2 separate regions of the Homo sapiens genome follow, and region 1 is linked to region 2. A link is a loop called in an ENCODE intact Hi-C map of the cell type or tissue named here. Cell type or tissue: psoas muscle. All regions are shown on one strand. Each heading gives the region's core, and the rest is flanking DNA. Links, peaks and the distances in the headings are about the cores only.

The links. A loop is a pair of places that touch in the nucleus more often than their neighbours do. Peaks named below come from ENCODE experiments on the same cell type or tissue, not always from the same donor. Only the 100,000 strongest peaks of a DNase experiment are listed, where the experiment ranks them.
Region 1: it touches region 2 in a loop (5-fold over the local background); 7 of 110 quality-filtered maps call a loop at or near these places.

What each region holds. Positions count from the first base shown.
Region 1 is chr2:47,765,916-47,781,663 of GRCh38, reverse strand. No RefSeq gene overlaps it. Among named protein-coding and RNA genes, the nearest start is that of MSH6, 9.4 kb to the left of the region's middle. RefSeq lists a silencer at 97-278. In psoas muscle, for the core only: no CTCF peak of the experiment used is centred there; no DNase peak of the experiment used is centred there.
Region 2 is chr2:46,967,310-46,975,309 of GRCh38, reverse strand. TTC7A (tetratricopeptide repeat domain 7A) reads right to left here. Exons shown (of 20, transcript NM_020458.4): 4 at 207-337. Among named protein-coding and RNA genes, the nearest start is that of TTC7A, 30 kb to the right of the region's middle. RefSeq lists enhancers at 1-1,144, 7,066-7,360. In psoas muscle, for the core only: no CTCF peak of the experiment used is centred there; DNase peaks (open chromatin) are centred at 4,409, 7,159 and 7,892; H3K4me3 peaks cover 745 bases; H3K27ac peaks cover 2,210 bases.

The DNA.
Region 1 (15,748 bases), core at 1,844-9,843, 800 kb before region 2:
CAAAAAATTAGCCTGGCGTGGTAGCACACGCCTGTAGTCCCAGCTACTGGGGAGGCTGAGGTAGGAGAATGGTGTGAACCCGGGAGGCGGAGCTTGCAGTGAGCCGAGATCGCGCCTCTGCACTCCAGCCTGGGCGACAGAGCAAGACTCCCTCTCAAAAAAAAAAAAAGAATATTGCCAAAGGTGGTATGTGCTAAGAAAAATACAGTATGCTTCACGAATTTGCATTTCATCCCTGTGCAGGGGTCATTCCAATTTTGGTATATGTGCTACCCAAGCAAGCACAGTGAAACCAACTGTTTGAGATAATATTTGAGAGTTGGTCTCTTTCCCCCACCGGCATACGTAAACACCCCCAGAGAGTCTGGGGGAACATGCTGAAATCAAACATGCAGTAAAACTTACATGCTTATTCATACTAAGTAGAAAGAATACAGAATATAGACTATAAATAGCCTCAGGTCAAAATTTGCTACCAAATGAGTTTACCCCCAAACTTTTGGTTTACAGAGCTTTTTGGATTTCAGAATTGCACGTAAGAGGCTGGTTATCCTGTATCTCCATATCATGGATGAAGCTGAGGCACAGTTGGGTCAAGTAACTTGCCCATGACTGCATAGCTAGGAAGTGGTGGAGCCTGGATTTAAACTCAAGGAAGCTGGTTCTGGAGCCCTATGTTGTTAACAGAAATACTATAATACTTCCAATTTAACACCATTTTATCTCATTTAGTTATTACAACCACCTTATACTAGGTTGAACTATGTGAAATTGCCAAAATTTGCCCTTTTTAAAATTTTTTTGAGACAGGGTCTGGCTCTGTCACAGAGGCTGGAGTATAGTGGCGTGATCTTGGCTTACTGTAGCCTCAACCTCCCAGGCTTAAGTAATCCTCTCACCTCAGCCTCCTGAGTACCTGGGACCACAGGCCCGCAACACCATGCCCAGCTAATTTTTTTTTTTTTTAATTGAGGAGTCTTATTCTGTCACCCAGGCTGGAGTACAGTGACGCCATCTTGGTTCACTGCAACCCCTGCTTTGCGGGTTCAGGCAATTCTCATGCCTCAGCCTCCTGAGTGCTAGGATTACTGGTGCCTACCACCATGCCCAGCTAATTTTTGTTTTTTAGTAGAGACACGGTTTCACCATGTTGGCCTGCCTGATCCCAAACTCCTGACCACAAGTGACCCGCCTGCCTCAGCCTCCCAAAGTGCTGGGATTACAGGTATGAGCCACTGTGCCCGGTGCCCTGCTAGTATTTTAAAAATTTTCTGTAGAGACGAAGTTTCACTATGTTGCCCAAGCTGGACCTTTTTGGTTTTTTGGTTGTTTTGTTTTGAGACAGGGTCTTACTCTGTCTCCCAGACTGGTGTGCAGTAGTGCAGTCTCAGCTCACCACAACTTTCACCTCCCAAGCTCAAGCAATTCTCCTTCCTCAGCCTCCTGAATAGCTGGGATTACCGGCACGCGCTACTACTGCCCAGCTAATTTTTGTATTTTTAGTAGAGACAGGATTTCACCATGTTGGCCAGGCTGGTCTCAAACTCCTGACCTCAAATGATCCTCCTGCCTCGGCCTCCCAAAATGTTGGGATTACAGGCGGGAGCCACTGCGCCCAGCCAAGCTGGACCGTTTTTGAAGTACAAATATTAATATTTAATTCATTTTGGTTCAACTGAATATAACGTTATTCTCTTTTTGTTGTTGTTGTTTGTTTTTTTGGGGATGGAGTCTTGCTCTGTCACCGAGGCTGGAGTGCAATGGCACGATCTTGGCTCACCACAACCTCCGCCTCCCAGGTTAAGGCAATTCTCCTGCCTCAGTCTCCTGAGTAGCTGGGGTTACAGGCACCAACACACCCAGCTAAGTTTTGTATTTTTAGTAGAGATGGGGTTTCACCATGTTGGCCAGGCTGGTCTCAAACTCCTGACCTCGTGATCCGCCCATCTCTGCCTCCCAAAGTGCTGGGATTATAGATGTGAGCCACTGCGCCCGGCCGATGTTATTCTTTTACAGGGAGGAAATGGAGGTTCAGAGGGGATGCGCCAGTTGTAAGAGGTTAAGAGCCTGGGCTTTGGGTTAAATGGAGAACTGAGCTCTGATCCTAGCTAGCCAAGCAGATAACTCGGAGCAATTAATACTTTTCTGAACTTGTTTCCTCGTCTTTGATAAGGACAGTAGTACCTATGGGCCAAATTTTGGAGGCTACAGTTAGATGCCTCCCACAAACTTCATTAAAAGACAAGAGAACACATGTATTATGTGGGGACACTCAGACCCCCAGAATTGGCATGAATGTTACTTGGAACTGAAGACATTTGAGAGCCAACAGATGCAGAAAGATGCCGTTTCAAAGCTTCCCTTATGCGACTAACAGCAGAAATTTCTGGGAGTGAAGCTGCCGTAAATCTCCTCTCTAGGGGAGTTTTAGTGGCCAGAAAAAAAGACAAAGACCACTTGCACCTGCAAAAACAAACATTCTTATCTCCCTTTTGTTCCCCCAGAAACCTATTTGTTCTTCCCATGGAAGGCTTTTTCTCCCTCCTCTTCCCCTATTAAATGGTATATATAAAGTAGATTTCGAGATTCAAGAAAAAAAAAGTTGTATAAATGCCAAATAACAGCCTCCTGGACTCACTTTTTTTTTCTGTGAACTCCTGCATGCATATCTGAATAAAAGTCTGTCTTTTTTTTTTTTTTTTTCTGAGACAGGGTCTCACTCTGTTGCCCAGGCTGATCCTCCAGCCTCAGCCTCCCAAGCAGCTAAGACTGCAGGTGTGCGTCCTCACACCCTGATAATTTTATTTTCTGTAGAGACTGGGTCTTGCTATGTTGCCCAGGCCGGTCTCCAACTCTTGGGCTCAAGCCCTTCTCTCTACTTGGCCTCCCAAAGTGCTAGGATTACAGGCCTGAGCCACCGTGCCCGGCCCTAAACTGTCTTTAGTCTGCAGTGCCCAACCAACACATACATTCCATGACTATATATGGGTTATTTTGAAAACTGAATAAAAATATTTTTCTTTTATATGTATTTTTTTTTCAAATGGCTACACTTAGTAAATTGCATAACAATCAATGGAGTTGTTTTGGCCTAGGAGATGTGGCAGGAAAGTACTAAGGTAGTAAATATACTAGGTGTTTGGGAACCTCTGGCCTACTGGTTAAGAGCTCTGTATTCAAAGTTTGTGTTCACATCCCAGCTGAGCTGCTTACTAAACTGCACGAGCTTGTTGGGCAAGTTATTTAGCCTGTGCCTCAGTTTCTACATCTGTAAAACAGGGATGATATTAACACTACCTTCTTCATGGGTTGTGCTAAGCATTGAGTGAAAGGGCATTATGAAGCCCTCAGCCCAGTGCTTGGCACGCCATACGTATTCAATAAATTGGACAGTTATACAAATAAATCACCAACTGGCCAGGGACAGTGGCTCACACTTACAATCCCAACACTTTGGGAGGCCAAGACAGAAGGATGACTTGAGGCCAGGAGTTCAAGACCAGCTAGCAACATAGTGAGAACCGCCTCCTTCTCTACAAAAACATTTAAAAAATTTAGCCAGGAGTGGTGGCACGTGCCTATAGTCCTAACTACTCTCTACTCGGGAGGCTCAAGGCAGGAAGATTGCTTGATCCCAGGAGCTTGAGGTTGCAGTGAGCTATGATCAGGCCACTGCACTCCTACCTTGAGACCCTGTCTCAGAAAAAAAAAACAAAAACAACACACACACACACACAAAACAGAAGAAGAAAACAAGTATTCTCCAGAAGAATACAGTGCCCTGTGTTCCCCCCTTTGCCCGTCCAAGGAACAGCGTGACCCAGCAATCTACGTCTTTGTCCTGGGCCTTGGGAGATAAAGTCAAGGATGAAGAAAGGAGGGGCATGTTTTGTGAGGGTTCCGTCCTAGCCCAAGCAGCTCACGATCACCAGGGACAAGCCTGTAGTCTGCCAAAGTCAGGGTTTGTTTTGCTGGTTGCAACGGGGGAGCCTCCACAGCAGACGAACCATGGGGGTGTCTCACCAAACTACAAAAGGGAGGGAGAGGGTGGAGTTTAGGATAAATTTACCTGAAACAGTGTTTTGAAAGCTCAAATCTAGCTGTGTGTAAAGACAAAGCTAAACTACAAAGTCCACCCAAGGTCGCATTTCCTTGGAAACAGCAAAGTTAAGATAGATGTGGAATAGCGTCCACAAATCCCGTATCTAAAGTTACACACCTGGGTTGTAAATCAAAGCTGTTTCTGTGTCAAAGTAAGACGCTCCAGGCAAGAGTGGGATGTTTCATTTTTGCTGATATAATTTCAAACAGCAAGGCAAGGGGAGGTGGCTTACGCCTGTAATCTCAACAGTTTGGGAGGCCGAGGTGGGAGGATTCCTTGAGCCCAGGAGTACAAGACCAGCCTAGGCAGCAGAGTGAGACCCTTTCTCTACAAAAAAAAAAAACACAAAAATTAAAAATAAACCAGCTGGGCATGGTGATGCATGCCTATAGTCTCAACTACTGGCGATGTTGTGGAAGAATCACTTGAACCCGTGAGGCCGAGGCTGCAGTGAACCGTGATCGCACCATTGCATTCCAGCTTGGGTGACAGACTGAGACCCTGTCTCTAAATAAATAAATAATAACAATAATTTCAGCCAGCAAAGTTTCTGAAAGCCTATGACTTTAGAGAACAAGATTTCTGAGATTGTCAAGAGTAAAAAAAAGTTTTCCTTATGCTACTTTGGGATGGCAGTTTATCCTTGGGACAGATTGTGTTTCCTGTTTAACTTTGTAGCTGACTTTATCTTTGTTATCCCAGCCAGATGAATGGCCTGGAATGTTTCAGATTTCTCATTCCTTGCTTATTTTAACTTTCTCAATTCTCAGGAAAAAGGAGGGGAGAAACTTTGTGCAAGTCAGGTGGAAAGAAATAGCACTTGCACTCTGCCTTTGGTCAGCAAGGGTACAGAAATCAAAGCCTCTTGTGTACTCCCCTAAGTACCAAAGGTGTGGTGGAGGCTCTGGGAGGATGGCTGGGGAAGACAGACCCAGAGTCCACTTGGAGAGAGGAAAGATGGGCCTGAGGGCTTCCATAGCCTGGAGGCACTCCCTTCCCCCACTCCAGCTATCTTCTCCATCCTGTGACTAACATCCATTATTATTTTATTTTTTGAGCCAGGGTCTGGCTCTGTCACCAGTGGTGCGAACATGGCTCATTGCAGTCTCAACCTCCTGGTCTCAAGCAGTCCTCCTGCCTCAGCCTCTAGAATAGCTGGGACTACAGGCATGCTACTACCATGCCTGGCTAATTTTTAAAATTTTTTTTGTAGAGATGGGGTCTCCCTATGTTGCCCAAGCTGGTCTCAAACTCCTGAGCTCAAGCAGTCCTCCCACCTCAGCCTCCCAAAATGCTGGGAATACAGACATGAGCCACCTCGACTAACTGGCTGGAAACTTTCATTATCTCAGACCACAAATGGCCCTGGGGGATAGAGAGATGGGGAGGGCTAGCACCAGTATTTCTCTAGCTCTCCAAAGCCATCCTAGGTGGAATTGCCAGGTACTTTTCTAATATGGTCTCAGCCTCTGATCTCCAAAGTCTGGCCCCAGTCTTGCTTCCCAACTGACTGGCCATTCCTGCCCTCTGCATTCACTGTTCTGGGATCAGCCCTGCTCTGAGGCCACGCAGACCTGTTCTCAATCCTGGCAACCTCAGGTACAGGTTGGGCACCCTGGGTAAATTTTTTGCACTTGAGCCTTGGTCTCCTAATCTGATAAATGGGGATTCACTAATATTTGCTTATGGAGGTATTGGGAGGATGGAATGAGATGAAGTGAAAACTGCTGCCAGGCGTCTAATGTATGCACTATAAATATAAATCTTTCCCTTCCCCTCAGGCTGCTTTTGCCCCCTTTGCCATTTCACAATGAGCCAAAGTATGATGGAACTGGATAAGCCCTGTGGGGAACCACTCAGAATCCCTGATTTGGTGTATAAAGATTATTTTAGGCTGAAGACATTTGAGATTCAACAGATGCAGAAAGAAGCCTTCTCAGAGCTTCCTAAATCTGACTAAAAGCAGAAGAAACTTTTTTTTTTTTTTGAGACAGGGTCTTGCCATCATCCAGGCTAGAGTGCAGTGGCACAATCATTGCTCATTGCAGTCTCGACTTCCTAGGCTCAAGCCATCCTCCCACTTCGGCACCCCACCTCCACCCCCAATAGCCAGAGGTACAGGTGCAGACTAATTTTTGTTTGTTTGTTTATTTGAGAGAGAGTCTCACTCCATCACCCAGGCTGGAGTGCAGTGGTGTGATCTCGGCTCACTGCAACCTCTGCCTCCCAGGATCAAGCGATTCTCCTGCCTCAGCCTCCCGAGCAGCTGGGATTATAGGCGCCCACCACCACACCCATCTCATTTTTGGTATTTTTAGTAGAGATGGAATTTTGCCATGTTGGTCAGGCTGGTCTCAAACTCCTGGCCTCAAGTGATCCACCTGCCTCGGCCTGCCAAGTGCTGGGATTACAGGAGTGATTCACCATGCCCAGCCAAGTGCAGGCTAATTTTTATAAGAAAAGCAGAAACCTTTGAGAAATGAAGACTGCTATGTATTTCTTCTTCCAGAAGCTACCAGGAAAGAGACCAAGAGTAAACCTACTTCAGATTCCCTCTCCAGGGGAGTTTCATGGCTATGAAGATATAATAGAAAGACCACAGGCCCCTGCATAAGCAAATGTTATCACAAACTTTATCTCCAGTTTGTTTTCCTAAAAACTCACTTGTGTTTCATAAAGAAACCTATGCATTCTTCCCATAGGAGCCTTGTCTTGCCCCTTCAACTTCTCCTACTACAGTGTATAAGCCACAAATTTTAACCAGCCCTTTGAGCTGTGCATCACAGAGCACTCCTGTGCATATGGGCATTGCATGCATAAACAAATTTGCAAATCTGTCTTTTGTCACTTCAATTTGCAAATATCCAGTACTTGAACTTAAGAGGATAGAGGAAAAGCTTTTCCCCAACATCCCTTATCCTCTGGGCCAACCCCTTCAATATAAGGAGAAAATGAGAAGTTAAGCAGCTAAGTGAGGGAGGGAGGGATTCAGAGTTTGGATGTAGGGGCCCAGATTTCCCACTTACTAGTTGTGTGACCTTGAGTGGATTACTTAACCTGTCTGTGCTTAGGCACATCTATGACATTGGGCACATAATAGTACTCATCTCACGGAGTTGTTGTGTGAATTAAATGAGATAATGCCCATAAAGTGCTCAGAGCTGTTGGACATAGAGTAAGCACTGTATAATCATTATTTTTATTATTAAAGGGTGCTTGCCTGAAGGAAAGATTCTTGCCTGAGAACACTTAGTTAATGAAGCTTGGAACTGAAATGAGGCCGGGCACGTTGGCTCAGGCCTGTAATCCCAGCACTTTGGGAGGCCAAGGTGGGTGGGTCGCTTGAGGTCAGGAGTTCAAGACCAGCCTGGCCAACATGGCGAAACCCCATTTCTATTAAAAAAAAAAAAAATACAAAAATTAGCCAGACGTGGTGGTGCGCACCTGTAATCCCAGCTACTCAGGAGGCTGAGGCATGAGAATTGCTTGAACCCCAGAGGCAGAGGTTGCAGTGAGCCGAGATCACGCCATTGCACTCTAGCCTGGGCAACAGAGCGAGACTCTGTCTCAAAAAAAAAAAAAAAAAAAAAAAAAGAACTGAAATGAACAAACTTTCTTCTCCCTGTGTTAAATAACACTTAAGACCAAACAAAAATAATTTGCCTGCTTGCTCCAGGAAATATCTGCTCCTGAAAGAGAAGTTTGTAAACTAACTAAACAGTTTACCTATCAAGACTAACAGCTCATCAAGACGTTTTCAAGCCCTTACCTTGCTGGACTACCCCCACCAATCCATTATGTCATGAATTCTGCCCCACCCAACTAGTTTCCTTCTTTGCAAGACCCAACGTCAAATGACATGGACGGGGAAGGTAGTTCCAGACCCCCCTAGATCCAATGCCTGGTTATCTCTCTGGCATCTCAAACTTAACATATTCTAAGCTGAACTCTTTTTTTTTTTTTTTTTTTTTGAGGCAGGGTCTCACTCTGTCATCCAGGCTGGAGTGCATTGGCAAAATCTCAGTGCACTGCAATCTCTGCCTCCCAGGCTCAAGCAATCCTCCCACCACAACCTCCCAAGTAGCTGGGACCACAGCTGCATGCCACCACTCCTGGCTAGTTTTTATATTTTTTGTAGAGACAGGGTTTCATCAGGTTGCCCAGGCTGGTCTCAAATTTCTGGGCTCAAGCCATCCACCCACCTAGGTCTCCCAAAGTGCTAGGATTACAGGTGTGAGCTACTGCACCTGCCCTTAAGATGAACTCTTGATCTCCCCTCCTCTAATCTGTCCTCCACCATCTTCTCCATTTTAGGGAGTGACACACCTCTATTCATCCAGTTGCTCAAGTAGTCAGACTTGATACCTCCTCTCCCTTGCCCTTCACATGCAAAGCCTCAGCAATGTCTGCCAGTTCCACCTCCACACATGGAACAAAACTGTCTCCTCTTCTTCTCCCCATTACTCACAGAATCCTCCTAATATGGATCTCTGCTTTTGCTATCATCTTCCTAACATTCCTCCATTTCCTTTTTTTTTTTTTCCTCTTGAGACTAAGTTTTGCTCTTGTTGCCCAGGCTGGATTGCAATGGCGCGATCTCGGCTCACTACAACTTCTGCCTCCTGGGTTCAAGCAGTTCTTCTGCCTCAGCCTCCCAAGTAGCTGGGATTGTATTTTTCTATTTTTAGTAGAGATGGGGTTTCACCATGTTGGTTTCACCAGGATGGTCTCGAACTCCTGACCTTAAGTGATCCACCCACTTCGGCCTCCCCAAGTGCTGGGATTACAGGCATGAGCCACCACGCCTGGCTCTTTTTTTAATCTTTAATTTTTTTTAGAGATGTGGTCACACTCTGTTGCCTAGGCTGGTGCAATCATAGCTCACTATAGCCTCAAACTCCTGGCTCAAGCATTCCTCCTGTCTCAGCCTCCCAAGTAGTGGCACTACAGGCACAAGCCACCATGCCTGGCTAGGTTTTAAATTCTTTGTAGAAGCAGGGTCTCACTATGTTGCCCAGGCTGATCTCGAACTCCTGGGCTCAAGCGATCCTCCAACCTTGGCCTTCCAAAGTGCTAGGATTACAAGTATGAGCCACCACACCCAGCCTTCATCCATCTTCTGTACAACAGCCAGAGCACACATCAGATGGTGTCACTTGCCTCTCCCATTAGAACTTCCCAGTGGATTCCCACCCATCACATAAGGAATACAATCCAAACGCCTTACTGCTGGTCCCTGTTACTTCTCCAGTCTTATTTTATGCCTTCACTTTCCTCATTCATGGTACTCTGGCCAGGCTCAGAGCCTCTTTCCCATCTCAGAGCCTCTGCACTGGCTTTGCCCTCTGTCCAGTGCTCTCTGTCCCCGACTTTACATTGCTGGCTCCTTCTCATCCTTCACGTCTTCGGCAATCTAAAGTAAGTCTCCCTTGTTGCTCCCTTTTTTTTTTTTTTTTTTTTTTTTTGAGGCACAGTCTCACTCTGTCGACCAGGCTGGAGTGCAGTGGCACAATCTTGGCTCACTGCAACCTCCGCCTCCTGGGTTAAAGTGATTCTCCTGCCTAAGCCTCCCTAGTAGCTGGGATTACAGGCACCCACCACTATGCCCAGCTAATTTTTCTATTTGTAGTAGAGACGGGGTTTCACCATGTTGGCCAGGCTGGTCTGCAAATCCTGACCTCATGTGATCCACCGCCTTGGCCTCCCAAAGTGCTGGGAATACAGGCGTGAGCTACCCGGCCCAGCCTCACTTGTTACTCTCATCTGTGCACCAATCACTTGGTCCACAAGTTCATGGAATCAACTTCCTAATTTTGCTTAGTTATTTATGTATTGCTCTTCTCCACTGCACTTCAGGTGTTAAAGGCTTGTTTACCACTGTACACTCAACACTCAAGAACAATGCCTGTGTATATTTAGCCCTTATGGCAAGCTCATCGCCTTAATGGCCCCCAATTCAATAGCCTTCTTTCTTCCTGTAATTTTGTAAGTCCCTCCCACTTTGTCTCTGGCTCACCATGTGACTTGCTTTGGCCAATAAGATGTTAGCAGAGGTTTGAAAAGCACATGGGAGCTTCCTCTTGCCTTCCCACACAATTGGGCTTGTTTTTTCTTGGCCTCCTGCCACTGTCATGAGAGCACACCAGCTAGTCTGCTGGAAGGATGAGGAATGGGAGAGGAATGTGGAGGAGATCTGAGTCAGCCTAGCAGAGCACATCCAGAGTAGCTGACCCTCAGATGTGTGAAGGAGCCCAACCAAGATCAGCAGAGCCATCTGCCTGACCTGCAGCTGAGACACATAAATAAGAAACCTGACAGCTGGGTGTGGTAGCTCACACCTGTGATCCCAGCACTTTGGGAAGCTGAAGAAGGAGGATCACTTGAGGCCAGGAGTTCCAGACCAGCCTGGCCAACATGGCAAAACCCCGTCTCTACTAAAAAATACAAAAATTACCAGAATCGCCTGAACCTTGGAGGCGGAGGTTGCAGTGAGCTGAGATTGCACCACTGCACTCCAGCCTGGGTGACAGAATGAGACTCTGTATCAAAAAAACAAAAACAAAAAATTAGTCAGGTGTGGTGGCAGGCACCTGTAGTCCCAGCTACTAGGGAGCCTGAGGAACAAGAATCACCTGAGCTTGGGAGGCGGAGGTTGCAGTGAGCCGAGACCACGCCACTGCACTCCGGCCTGGGTGACAGAGGGAGACTCCATCTCAAAAAAACAAACAAACCAACCTGAGACCAGAGGAACCGTAAAGCCAACCTACAGAATTATGCACAACAATAAATATTATTATTTTAGGCCACTATGTCTTAGTCCATTTTATGCTACTGTGACAGAATACCACAGACTAAGTAATTTATAAAGAGCTAAAATGTATCCCTCACAGTTCTGGAGGCTGGTAAGTTCAAAGTCAAGGCAGCAGCAGGTTTATTGTGTGGTGAAGGTCCAATCTCTGCTTCTGAGATGGTGCCTGGAACACTGCATCCTCCACAAGGGAGGAACACTGTCCTCACATGAAGGAATGTGGAAGAGCAAAAAGAGATGAATTCCCTCTGTCAAGCCCTTTTATAATCCAATCATAGCTGGGTGCAGTGGCTCACACCTGTAATCCCAGCACTTTGGGAGGTCGAGGCAGGTGGATCATGAGGTCAGGAGATCAAGACCATCCTGGCTAACAGGGTGAAACCCCGTCTCTACTAAAAATACAAAAAATTAGCTGGGCATGGTGGCGGGCGCCTGTAGTCCCAGCTACTCGGGAGGCTGAGGCAGGAGAATGGCATGAACCCAGGAGGCAGAGCTTGCAGTGAGCCGAGATCACGCCACTGCTCTCCAGCCTGGGCGACAGAGTGAGACTCCGTCTCAAAAAAAAAAAAAAAATCCAATCATCATTGATCCATCCAGGAGGGCCAAGCCCTCATGGCCTAAACGCCTCCCAAAAGGTCCCACTTCCCAACACCATTGCAGGGTGAGTGGATATGGGAGGGCAGAAGGGAGGTGAGCATCCTAGGGACCACGTGTGGGGCCTTCAGAGTTCTACAGGGCCCTGGGCCATACACAGAGACTGCAGGGTGAGTTCTAACCAAGCTGGCATGGGCAGTGAGGCGTCTAGCACCAAGTACACAGACAAAGAGTGTGAAAAGCCGGCTGATACAGGAGGGCCCTTGGGAAGACTGCCTGCGCATCCCACAGGATTCTGGGCTCTGCAGTTCTCAGAGGAAAGGGCCAGCAGGTGGGTTTCCTTAGGCCCTGGGGTGGGAGGTGGGACATGCCTCTTTGGCACTCTGTGCTGTGTAACTGTTTTTGTTTTTGATTTGAGACAGGGTCTCACTTTGTCACCCAGTGGAATGCAGTGGTGCGATCTTGGCTCACTGCAACCTCTGCCTCCCAGTTTCAAGCAATTCTTCCTCAGCCTCCTGAGCAGCTGGAATTACAGGGACCCGTCACCATGCCGAACTAATTTTTGTATTTTTTGTAGAGATGGGTTTTTGCCATGTTGCCCAAAGCTGGTCTTGAACTCCTGAGCTTACGCAATCTGCCCACCTCGGCCTCCCAAAGTGCCAGGATTACGGGCATGAGCCACCGTGCCCGGCCCTGTGTGACGATTTATGTCCACCCCTGTCTCCTCAACAGCCCCAAGAAAACAGGGCCCATGTGGATCATGTTTGCCACTGGGCTCAGAACATGATGCCCCAAAGTATGGCACCTTGGAATGCAGGGTATTTTGAGCTTCAGGAGATTGAGAGGGCTGCAGAAGCAATAAGTTTTCTCTGAACTCCTGACTTCCTTTCTCCCATTCGCCTTTCTCTCCTAAAGTGGGTCAGAGAAACTAGAACTCCTCTTCCTGGAAACAAACCCTAAAAACTAGCAAGGTCACTCTCTGACCTCCTCCCTTCTCCCTTGAAGATCCTCCTGTGACAGGTGTCCTACCCCATACCTAGAGAGAAGGAATATCATACAGAGACACAAAAGAATTTGAACAAACAGGCCTAGCTGAGCTCCTCCTAATCTATTACTCTTAGGTCACACCCCCTTTTGTCCAATCACATTTCTATGTGACTGTTTTTGTGTGTGTGTGTGTTTTTTGAGACAGAGTCTCACTCTGTCGCCCAGGGTGGAGTGCAGTGGCGCGATCTCGGCTCACTGCAACCTCCACCTCCTGGATTCAAATGATTCTTCTGCCTCAGCTTCCCGGGTAGCTGGGACTACAGGCGCATGCCAACACACCAGGCTAATTTTCGTATTTTTAGTAGAGACAGGGTTTTGCTATGTTGTGCAGGCTGGTCTCAAACTCCTGACCTTGTGATCTGCCCACCTAGGCTTCCCAAAGTGCTGGGATTACAGGTGTGAGCCACCTCGCCTGGCCGTTTTTTCTTTCTTAATTGTATTAATTCACTTATTCACCTGTTTAGAAACAGGGTCCTGCTGCTTTGCCCAGGCTGGAGTACAGTAGCTGTTCACAGGCCTGATCACAGCGCTGGGCAGTCTGGAAGTCCTGGGGTCAAGCGATTCCCACCTCTTTCCCACTCCTTCCTGTGTGGCTGGGACTACAGGCACGTGCCACTGCGGCGGCTTGCCCTCAGTTTTGATTTGACTTCCCACACCCTGGAAGTGAGCAGAGGGGCCAGGAGGGTGGTGGGCAGCGAGAGGTTTGAGGAAGAGCAGATATCAGCCGTTTGCTCCTTCGGGCCTTGAAAATTCAGGGGTATGAGGATCTTGCAGATCAGCCGCCCCGGCAAGACAGTGGCTGACCCTTGGCAGGGAGCGGATCAGAGCCTCCAGTTAAGACAACTGGTTTGAAAAGTCTATCCCAGGTGGCTCTGAACTTGTCCTGTCCTCCCGGCTTCCTTCTCTACAGTCCCGGGGCGGACTTGTGCTCTTAGTAGAGGTCAGAACCAAGAACAGGTGTCCGCCTCAGAGGCCGGGTCCCCACTGCTTGGGCTGCGCTGGTTGCGGGTGCAGGGCGCCGTGTGGCCACCAGAGGGCACTCTTGACCAGGCGCCGGAACAAGCTCGCGCGACTGGGCTTTGCAGCCCCTCTTTCATCTTCCCACTGTCCCTGGGCTCCAGGGTCTGGCCCCTGGTCTTCCAGTTCAGTGGCCGGCACCCCCACACCCCTCGCCCTAATCCCAAAGGCAAGCACCACGCAAGGTCAGAGAAGGAGTATTGAAAAGAGACATGTACTTAAATTTGAATTTCAGATAAACAAATAGTATTTTTTTCCCTAGGCCACCATCTTTTGTGGAAAGGTATACTTTTTTTTAGCTTATGTCCAGCGCAATAGTTTTGCTAAATTTGGCGACCCTATTTTGGAATCAGACCTTTGCATTGGGATTCCAGCCTCACTTTTGACAAAAATTCTCTACTTGACCAAACTCTACTCAGGCACTTCTGAGCTCTTTTCCAGCTAGGCTTGACTTTTGGGTTTCTGTGTTATCTCTGCAACCTCAAACCCCTGGGCTCAAGGGATCCTCCCACCCCAGCCTCCCGAATAGCTAGGACTAATGCTCACATTACTACATCTAGCTAATTAAAAAAATATATTTTTTTTGGTAGAGATGGGAGTCTCACTATGTTGCCCAAGCTGGTTTTAAACTCCTGGCCTCAAATGATCCTTCTGCTTTGGCCATGGTGCCCGGCTTGCATCATCCAATTTTTACAAGAATCCTAAGTCAGTTGAGCAAGAATTCCCTACCTTTGATATCTGATCACTTTTTTTTTTTTTCAGACAGAGTTTCGCTTCTGTTGCCCAGGCTGGAGTGCAGTGGCATGATCTTGGCTCACTGCAACCTCCACCTCTGGGGCTCAAGCAATTCTGCCTCAGCCTCTGAAGTAGCTGGGTTTACAGGCGTGCGCCACCATTCCAGGCTAATTTTTGTATTTTTTTTTTTTTTTTTTTTAGTAGAGATGGAATTTCACCATGTTGGCCATGCTGGTCTGGAATTCCCAACCTTAGGTGATCCTCCTGCCTCAGCCTCCCAAAGTGCTGGGATTACAGGCACAAACCACCGCGCCCGGCCAATATCTGATCACTTTTATTTTTTTTGATATGGCATCTCCCTCTTTGCACACAGGCTGGAGTGCAATGGCGAGATCTCGGCTCACCGCAACCTCCGCCTGCCAGGTTCAAGTGATTCTCCTGCCTCAGCCTTCCGAGTAGCTGGGATTACAGGCACACGCCACCAGGCCCAGTTAATATTTTTGTATTTTTAGGAGAGACGGGGTTTCACCATGTTGGCCACGCTGGTCTCGAACTCCTGACCTCAGGTGATCCACCCGCCTCGGCCTCCCAAAGTACTGGAATTACAGGCATGAGCCACGGCGCCCGACCCTGATCACTTTTATTTTAGGAGGTGAGTTCTTTTAAATTATCACTCCCAGAGAGACTCTAAAATGAGACAAGCAATCATGCCCTAACTACCCTCTTTGAGCTATGCCTTCATCTCTTGAAACGGCTTGCTATTGCCATAAGTAGCTATAAATTAACCTAATAATGCCGTCCTAGACATTGTTACCACGCCCTATAGCTTAACAATGTATAGCCAATCATTAATCAATGCTATTTCTGTCAACCAATGAGAAGAATTCCTGACAAACAACTTTGTGGGTTTTTTTGTTTTGTTTTGTTTTGTTTTTTTGAGACGGTGTCTTGCTCTGTCACCAGGCTAGAGTGCAGTGGTGTGATCTTGGCTCACTGCAACCTCCGCCTCCTGGGTTCAGGTGATTCTCCTGCCTCAGGCCCCCCGAGTAGCTGGGGCTACAGGTGCGCACCAGCACGCCCAGCTAATTTTTGTATTTTTAGTAGAGACGGGGTTTCACCGTGTTGGCCAGGATGGTCTCGATCTCTTGACCTGATGTTCTGCCCTCCTCGGCCTCCCAAAGTGCTGGGATTACAGGCATGAGCCACTGGGCCTGGCCCACAAACAACTTTGTATCAGCCTGCTCCCTAGCCTCCGTTTTTGCCTTTAAAAACTTGCTTGTGACAAAGATCAAACAAAGCCCATATCCAAGGGTTACTTGGGTCTGAGTCTTCCAGGCAGCTGTCCTCAGTTTGGCTCAAGTAAACTCTTTATATTTTGTGCCTCAGCCTCTTCCTTTTAGGTTGACAATATCTAATGAGGTTCCTCATCCTCCGCCGCACTCTGG
Region 2 (8,000 bases), core at 1-8,000:
TCAAACTATTTTCCAGTAAAGAGTCTCATTCTAGTGGAATCAGTATACTATAATGAGTTTTCCAACTATGAAGTAGAGTGTCTTTGGGGGACAGAGAAGGTGACTTCTTCTAATTAGCACACAGGTGACCTATGGGTTTAGTGGGATCCATAGACATAGGTGCTCAATAGAGAGCAGCTCCTACCACGGTGTTATTTCCAGCTCACCTTCTCCAATTCCTGCAGGAACACCTGAGCGATCCAGGAGGCCCTCTCAAAACAGGTGATCACTTCCTCCTCCCTCTCTGTCAGGCGGAAGCGGGAGGCGATGGAGTTGGGTAGGCGTTCCAGAGAGAGGCCTGCGGGAGGAAGAGGGTGCCTCAGACCTGTCCTGCTCGGGCCCCCTGACTCCAGGCCCTCCCCATGGGCCGAAGGTGGGCTCATCCGAGGGGGCAGACACTCTGGTGCAGCCAGGAGGAGGCGGAGGTCTGCGGAGGGGAGGGAGGAAGCTGAAGCGACGGTGGTGTTAGCAGTGGCTGGGAGTAAGCGATGGGACAGCACGTGGGGAATCACAGTGCATCACCCCAGCCCAACTACCCGGGGAAGCCACTCCTGACCCCTCCTCTGTAACGCAGTATCCCCATTTTTCTAAGCGAAAGAGAATGAGGTTTTTTAAAAAAATTTATTTTTTTCTTTCCTCTTTCCTCCTTTTCCCTAGTTCCCCATTTCCTACTTAGCTCTTTAGAAATGCAATAACCTTTACCTTCCCTTCACCAGACACTCCCTACACAGCAAGCTTATCCATGTGCTGACTTAGAAGCTCCAGATCCAGAACTTTCCCACCAGGAGACTGCCTCTAGAGACAACAGTCAATTTACATCCTAAAGTGTGACTGAGAGGGAACTCTCTCCCAACTGGAGAGTATCTTGAAGCAATGCTCACTTTACAACCTAGCTCTGCCCGTGACGGTGCCAGCTCGACCACCTGGTAGGTAAGGCACCAAGGCAAGTCATGCAGACCCTGCACTTGCTTGCTCCCTCCTCTGCATGGCATTCATGCCAAGTACCCCTTTAAAAGCCCCTGCTTTTTGCCCAGGAACTGAAGTGGTTATCTTTAAAGGCAGGAGCCTGTACCTTTTCCCCTAAGCTAAGCTTTGGAATAAAGTCACTTTCTTTATTCCAGACCTCGCTCTTGTTAATTGGACTCTGCAAGTGGCGAGTGACTGAACTGCATTTCAGTTACAATTTTGGTGGCCCCTATGAGGACTGCAGTACACTTTGGACGATTGAGCCTATCAGCCTGGTTTCACCACCAGGCAAGGCGGGGGCTGCCTGGGAGCACCAGCTGCTCCTGGCTACTGGACTCCAGGATAGGAATGTTAAGGGGATTTCTCAGCAGCTGCCAAAACGTTCTTGTTTTGGGGAAACCTCCCTTTCACCCCCTGGCACGACATCTGCTGCCTCCAATGCTTCACTGGTATAAAGAAAGTGACCTCTGAAGAAGCCGGCAACCTTGAAACTGGGTGAGCAAGTTGGACTGTACCCGACTTTTTTCTGTCTCTTCTGGGTATCCTGGGACTTCATTCTGTGCAGACTTGGCCGCTACTGGCACGATTTGGGCATTTTGAGCATTTACATTTGTGTCACTATAGGGACTCAGCTGCCTGTGAAGGTATCTGGAGCTGAGGCAGGGGGTTCAGAACTCCACTCAGTCCCTCGACTGGGAATTTTGTTTGGAAGCACGCCATTTGTTTGTGTGAATGTATGACTTTGTGTACAGGCTTCTTTCTTTCCTTAGCTCCCTCCAGGTGGAAACAGTTCACCTCAACCGGCAACCTGCGGCAGTGGGAGGGATCCATCCTCCGCCGCACTCGGCACTGAGGCCCTCCCTGACGGGGGATAAATGAGGGTAGCAAGGGTTTCCCTGCACCATGCGGTGGCTGGAAGGCTCTCGAGCTCCTCTTCTGCCACTCTACTTTTTCCTCTCTCTTTCCATTCTCTCTCTCATGCCACTCTTGGAAAACCTGGCTGTGCTGCAAAAGCCAGCCAGATAGTCCATACTCTTATCTCCTCCATAAAACGCGAGGACAAGTTTCTCCCCTTCCCTTCACTTTGCTGTTCCACAACCCTTAATTTCAGGGGCTCCATTCTGCTCCTGGGCCTTGGATTTAAAGAGGGAACAGGATTGGACATGGGCAACAAGGTCTTTGTCCCCTCAAAGAGCCCCTCGGGGTGCATTTTGGTTAATTGAAAAGCATACAGTTGTGAGCCCATGACTAGGAAAAAGAGGATGTTTTACCATAATACTATCTGGACCCAATACCATCTGGGCCACAGTGAATTCTGGCCTGAAGATGGGGTTACTTGGTTACATTTCCAGTTGTTAGAAGAAAAACATCCACCCTCCTGGTGCTCACCACTTTCTACACTATATTTTGGTCATCTCCGGCCAGCTCTTCTCTCTCCAACTAGCTGAAAGCTCCACGAGGGCAAATGTGAACCTTTTTGGACAACCACAACCCTAGAACAGCACCTCACATAGTAGGTGCTCGAGTTATGCAGCATTTTACATGCACACTTCCCATGGAACCCAACAGTTCCTCCCTGCAGAAGTTACCCATGCTCAGGTCTCTGCCTGCAGGGGACACCCACTTTCCCATTTATCAGTAATAGCACCTTGCTCTCCTTTTGACCACCTCTCTTGCAATCTCAGCTGATCATGACAGCCATGGCAATCAGCTAAGTGTGGGCACATGGCCTAATCTGGGCCAATAAAAACCAGTCTTAGAATTGTCGCTCTTTCCACTGGGGTTGTTAAGCTGGTACCAGACATCAGCTTAGAAATGTTAGAGAAAACCTGCCTTAAAATGAAGTCTACACAATGTGAACATAAATAACACTACTGAAGTGTACATTTAAAAATGGTTTAGATGGCAAATTTTATGTTGTATGGGGCTTTTTTACTGCGATTTAAAATTTTTATTTAAGAAAAGCTTCAAGGCCAAAAACAAAAAGCTCAAAAAAATAAAAACAATCTGTAAGAAACACAGAAGGGATATAGCATTGTTAGCCTTACTAGAAATTAATGCTGTATGGAAAAACAACTGTATTTGCGTCAGGTTACTTTTTTTTTTTAAGACAGGAAAAATATTGAATAAACTCTTAGTCACGAAAAAAATGAAATCCATGCAGAGAAAAGACATGACATGACAGAGAAGGGTGGATTCTTAAAGAGACGGAGTACCTAGATCCAGCTTTGCCTGAAGCTCTACCTGCTGGAAATTTCCAGTGTATGAGTGCCATTAAATAGCTCCCATGTCTTCTTCCTCCCTTCCTTCCTTCCTCCCTCCCTCCCTGCCTCCCTCCCTCCCTACCTCCGTCCCTTCCTGTCTTTCTTTCTTTTTTTTTTTGTCACTTGCAGCTAATATAGACCTGACTAGAGAGTGCTGTCCTTCTGAACTATTGGTTCCCAACGGGAAGAATCAATGTCTGTCCCATCTTTGTGCCCACACAGTACACTTTAGGTACTTTACATGTAGTAAGTAGAGGCTCAAGATGAACTTACTGAAGAGATGTATAATGGAAGAATCCTCAACTGTTTCCTGCCCTATAAGCCCCAACATCCACCTAATGACCAAGTCCTCAGCACTTCAAACCTTCCCTTCCTCTCTTCCTATTACCTTATTTCAGGTTTTATCTCCTGAGTGGATGACTACATCGGCCTAACTGGCCTCCCTGCCTCCAGTCTCACTCTAATCCCCAGGGGGATCCTTCTAAAACTCTCCAGGGGTCCACACTGCTACAGAGTAAGGTCCAACTTCTGGAAGCTCCACACCAGGCCCTCCTGGTATCAATTCTCCAGCCTCATCCCTCACCTTACCTGCCATATCCACAACTAACCTCCTGCTCCCAACTGCTAGGTTGTAGGATGCCTTCTTGACTTGCTCAAGTTGTTCCTCCTGCCTGGAATGTATCCACCCCACCAGGTCTACCCAAAATTACTGTTCATATTCTGACCCACTAAATGCCACCTCCTCTACAAAGCCCTTCCCGATATTCCCTGGTATAACCAAACATTCCTCCTTTAAGCCCCAGTCTATACATATTCCTGACTCACCATTTCTTATACTTATTTGTTCATATGTTTCCCCAGACTGTAGGCTCCTTCAAGACATCAACCTAATCGTGTTTACTTTTCTACCACCTGGCACACAGTAGGTACTGGACAAGCATTTGCTGGCTGGATGAAAAAACACAAGCCTGGTCATGTCTGACAAAGTGCAAAGTGCTCTGCAAATATAAGGTAAGGAATTATTATTGTTTTTCTTAGCCACATTCCCATGCACACAGATTCAGTGACCTTGTCCCTTTGCCAGGCTGGGGTGTGACCAGATCCAAAGTTCGGTTGCCTTGGCCTGGAGGAAAGCGGGCAGAGAACATGAAGGTCCTTGCTCAACACAAAGACCCAGGTGCCCAGGACACTGGGTGTCAACGACTGCCAAATGACTCACAACCAGGAGGGGGAGGATCCTTATTCCAGAGGACTAAAGGGGGAAGAGGAACCGAGAAAGAATCAAGGAGGCAGGCCTCGTTGCTCACTGCCAGAGCTAGGCCAGCCCCTGCTCCCCAGACATGCAGCCTATCCACCTTGCAGGAAGGTGGGGCGAACCTACGAACTGTTCAGAGGCCTGGCCCAGGAGACCAACTGCAGGTGGCAGGGCACAGCCAATTCCAGGGGACATGGAGTGGATCTGTTTCAACACAGCTGCCTTGTAGTCCCCGGAGAGATGTGCTGAGGCTGGGCTCCCTCCTGCCACACCTCCGGGTCCAGCACTGGGATGGGTGATGCCAGCTACTGGCTAGTTCAAGCTGCCAGCCCCAAGCCTCCAGAGGGCTGGCCACCGCAAAGCTGTGAATTCAGGAACAATGGTCTGTGGGCCTCCACCTTCCCTGTGTGGCATTTGTTCCTTCCACTCCCCGCAGGGGCCTCCCCATCATGCTTCTCCAAGAACCCCAAATCCCATCCTTCTTGAAAGCTCAAAGCAGGCCAGGCGAAGTGGCTCACACCTGTAATCCCAGCACACTGGGAAGCCCAGGCAAGCGACTGCTTGACCTTAGGAGTTTGAGACCAGCCTGGGAACATGGTGAAACCCCGTCCCCCCCAAAATAGAAAAAATTAGCTGGGCTTGGTGGCGCACACTTGTGACTCAAGCTACTCAGAAGACAGAGGTGGGAGAATTGCTTGAGCCCGGGAGGTGGAGGCTGCAGTAAGCCAAGATTATGCCACCGCACTCCAGCTGGGTGACAGAACAAGACCCATTTCAATTTAAAAAAAAGCTCAAAGCAAAGCCACCTCTTCTCTGAAACCCTGCCAGGTAGAGTTAAGCCTCCCTGTGTCTAAACCAGTTGAACAGTCTGGCTGCATCTCCTAAGTATGTGCCTTTTTCCTGCATTGTCATCATCCTCTCTACCCATTTCCGACTGATCTTTGCACCCCAGTGATGGCCAGGGCCTAGGGTTTAGGAAGCATGCAGACGGATGCATAGATGAATGAGCATATTCACGTAGCCAAGTGTACAGCCCAAAGGAGTTCCTCCCTCTCTACTTAAAAAATATTTCCTGGGCCAGGCACGCTGGCTCATGCCTGTAATCCCAGCACTTTGGGAGGCCGAGGCGGACGGATCACGAGGTCAGATTGAGACCATCCTGGCCAGCATGGTGAAACCCCGTCTCTACTAAAAATACAAAAATTAGCTGGGCATGGTGGCACATGCCTGTAAATCCCAGCTACTCAGGAGGCTGAGGCAGGAGAATCACTTGAACCAGGGAGTCGGAGGTTGCACTGTCGCCCAGGCTGGAGTGCAGTGGCGCGATCTCGGCTCACTGCAAGCTCTGCCTCCCGGGTTCACGCCATTCTCCTGCCTCAGCCTCCCGAGTAGCTGGGACTACAGACACCCGCCACTAAGCTCGGCTAATTTTGTTTTTGTATTTTTAGTAGAGATGGGGTTTCGCCATGTTAGCCAGGATAGTCTCGATCTCCTGACCTCGTGATCCACCCGCCTCGGCCTCCCAAAGTGCTGGGATTACAGGTGTGAGCCACCGTGCCCGGCCCAGATTTTTTTTTTAAAACAAACTCTTATATACACATAACACAAATGAATTACTTAAAAATTACATGTGCAAAAGAAACCAGACATAAAAAAAATGCATACTGTATGATTTCATTTATTCAAAAAAGCAAATTAATCTATATCAATAGAAAATAAGGCCAGGAGTGGTGGCCCACGTCTGTAATCCCAGCACTGTGGGAGCTGAGGCAGGGGATCAATTGAGCCCAGAAGTTCGAGACCAGCCTGGGCAACATAGCGAGACTTTATCTCTTAAAAAAAAAAAAAAAACACAAAAACAAAACAGAGGTTGCCTGGGGTGGAGACCAATTAGAAAAGAGCCCAAGGGGACTTTCTGTGGTGATAGAAATGTTCTGTATCTTTATTAGGGTACTGGTCACATGGATATTTACACTGGCCTAATTCATGAAATTATACAGTTAAGATTTGTACATGTCACCATATGAAAATTTATCTAAAAATAATGGAGATAATGCCTTTTTGAAGGGAGCTGTCATGATTCAGAGAAATAAAAGTTCAAAGTAGAGGGGTACATTCACGGAGGCGGTCCTCTATAAAGCAATTTCCAATATACACAGGGCCAAAAAGTTTCTGGAGCTGGCAGTGGCTTTTCCTAAGCAAGGTCACAGTCCAGTCACCCAGTTCTGCCCATAAAAAGGGGCCGGGAACCTTGTATTTGTCCCCTGGTTGATAAGGTCTATTTTCCTGTCCACAAACATCTGACTGGAAGCCCACCCAGGTGCTGCAGGCTTGGGTTTCTTTTCTTTACCTTCTGCCCCGTGAGCGCTTCTGCACAAACGGCCAGACTACAGTGCTCAATCCAGGATGAAGGTGGGCTGCCCTGCGCCCAGTCCTTGAGGCATCGGAGGGTTGTAACACAGCCCTGCAGGGCAGGCACTGCCTTGTGATTCCCACCGGCAAGGGCCTTTCTGTGCCAATACCCAGCTCTAGGAAAGGTCCCTTGCAAGAGGAGGACTTGCTTTTTCATTAACTCAGAACTTTCGATTTGGAGCCAAGCTGATCCTGGCACAGCCTCAGGCCCAACACCAGGCTGGTCCCAACTCCTTCAGTCTGAATGACTCATCACATCCAAGGCAGCCGCCCTTCCAAGAAGCCCCACCCTTGGAACCCTGGAGCCTTGGGCCCTGGATGCAGAGGTAGAAAACAGAAAACATCCTCAGCAACAGAACCCCTTCCCTCCCACCTACCCAGCCTGTCAAAGGGCACGAGGACAGCTGCAGCACCCACGGAAGATGAATCCCAGACTTGGGTACCCTGCAGCCACGGGAAGAAGCGAAAAAATGCAATTCATTCAGCTCTCGGGGGGAAACCGAAAGGCCAGGTAGGAAAGAACCCTCACAGATCACTCTGTTAAAATTAGAACATTTAAAAATAGATATTACCATATGATCCAGCAATTCCACTTCCAGGTATATACCCAAAAGAATAGAAAGCAGGGTCTCAAAGAGGTATTAGTACACTAGCATTTATAGCAGCATTATTCACAATAGTTAAAATGTAGAAGCAACCCAAGTGTCCATTGACAGATGAACACATAAACAAAATGCCACATATACATACATACAATACAATATTATTCAGCCTTCAGAAGGAAGGAAATTCTGACACATGCTACAATATGGATAAGCCTTGAGGACATTTTACTAAGTGAAATGAGCCAGACACAAAAAGGCAAATACTGTATGATTCCTCTTACATGAGGTACTTGCGTAATCAAATTCATAAAAACAGAAAATAGAAGAGTGGTTGCCAGGGGTTAGGGGAGGAGGGAATGGGGCGTTGCTGTTTCACGGGCATAGAATTTTGGTTTCGCAAGGTAAAAGAATTCTGGAGACTGGTTGCACAATAATGCAAATGTTAAAAGAGTTCAGGAG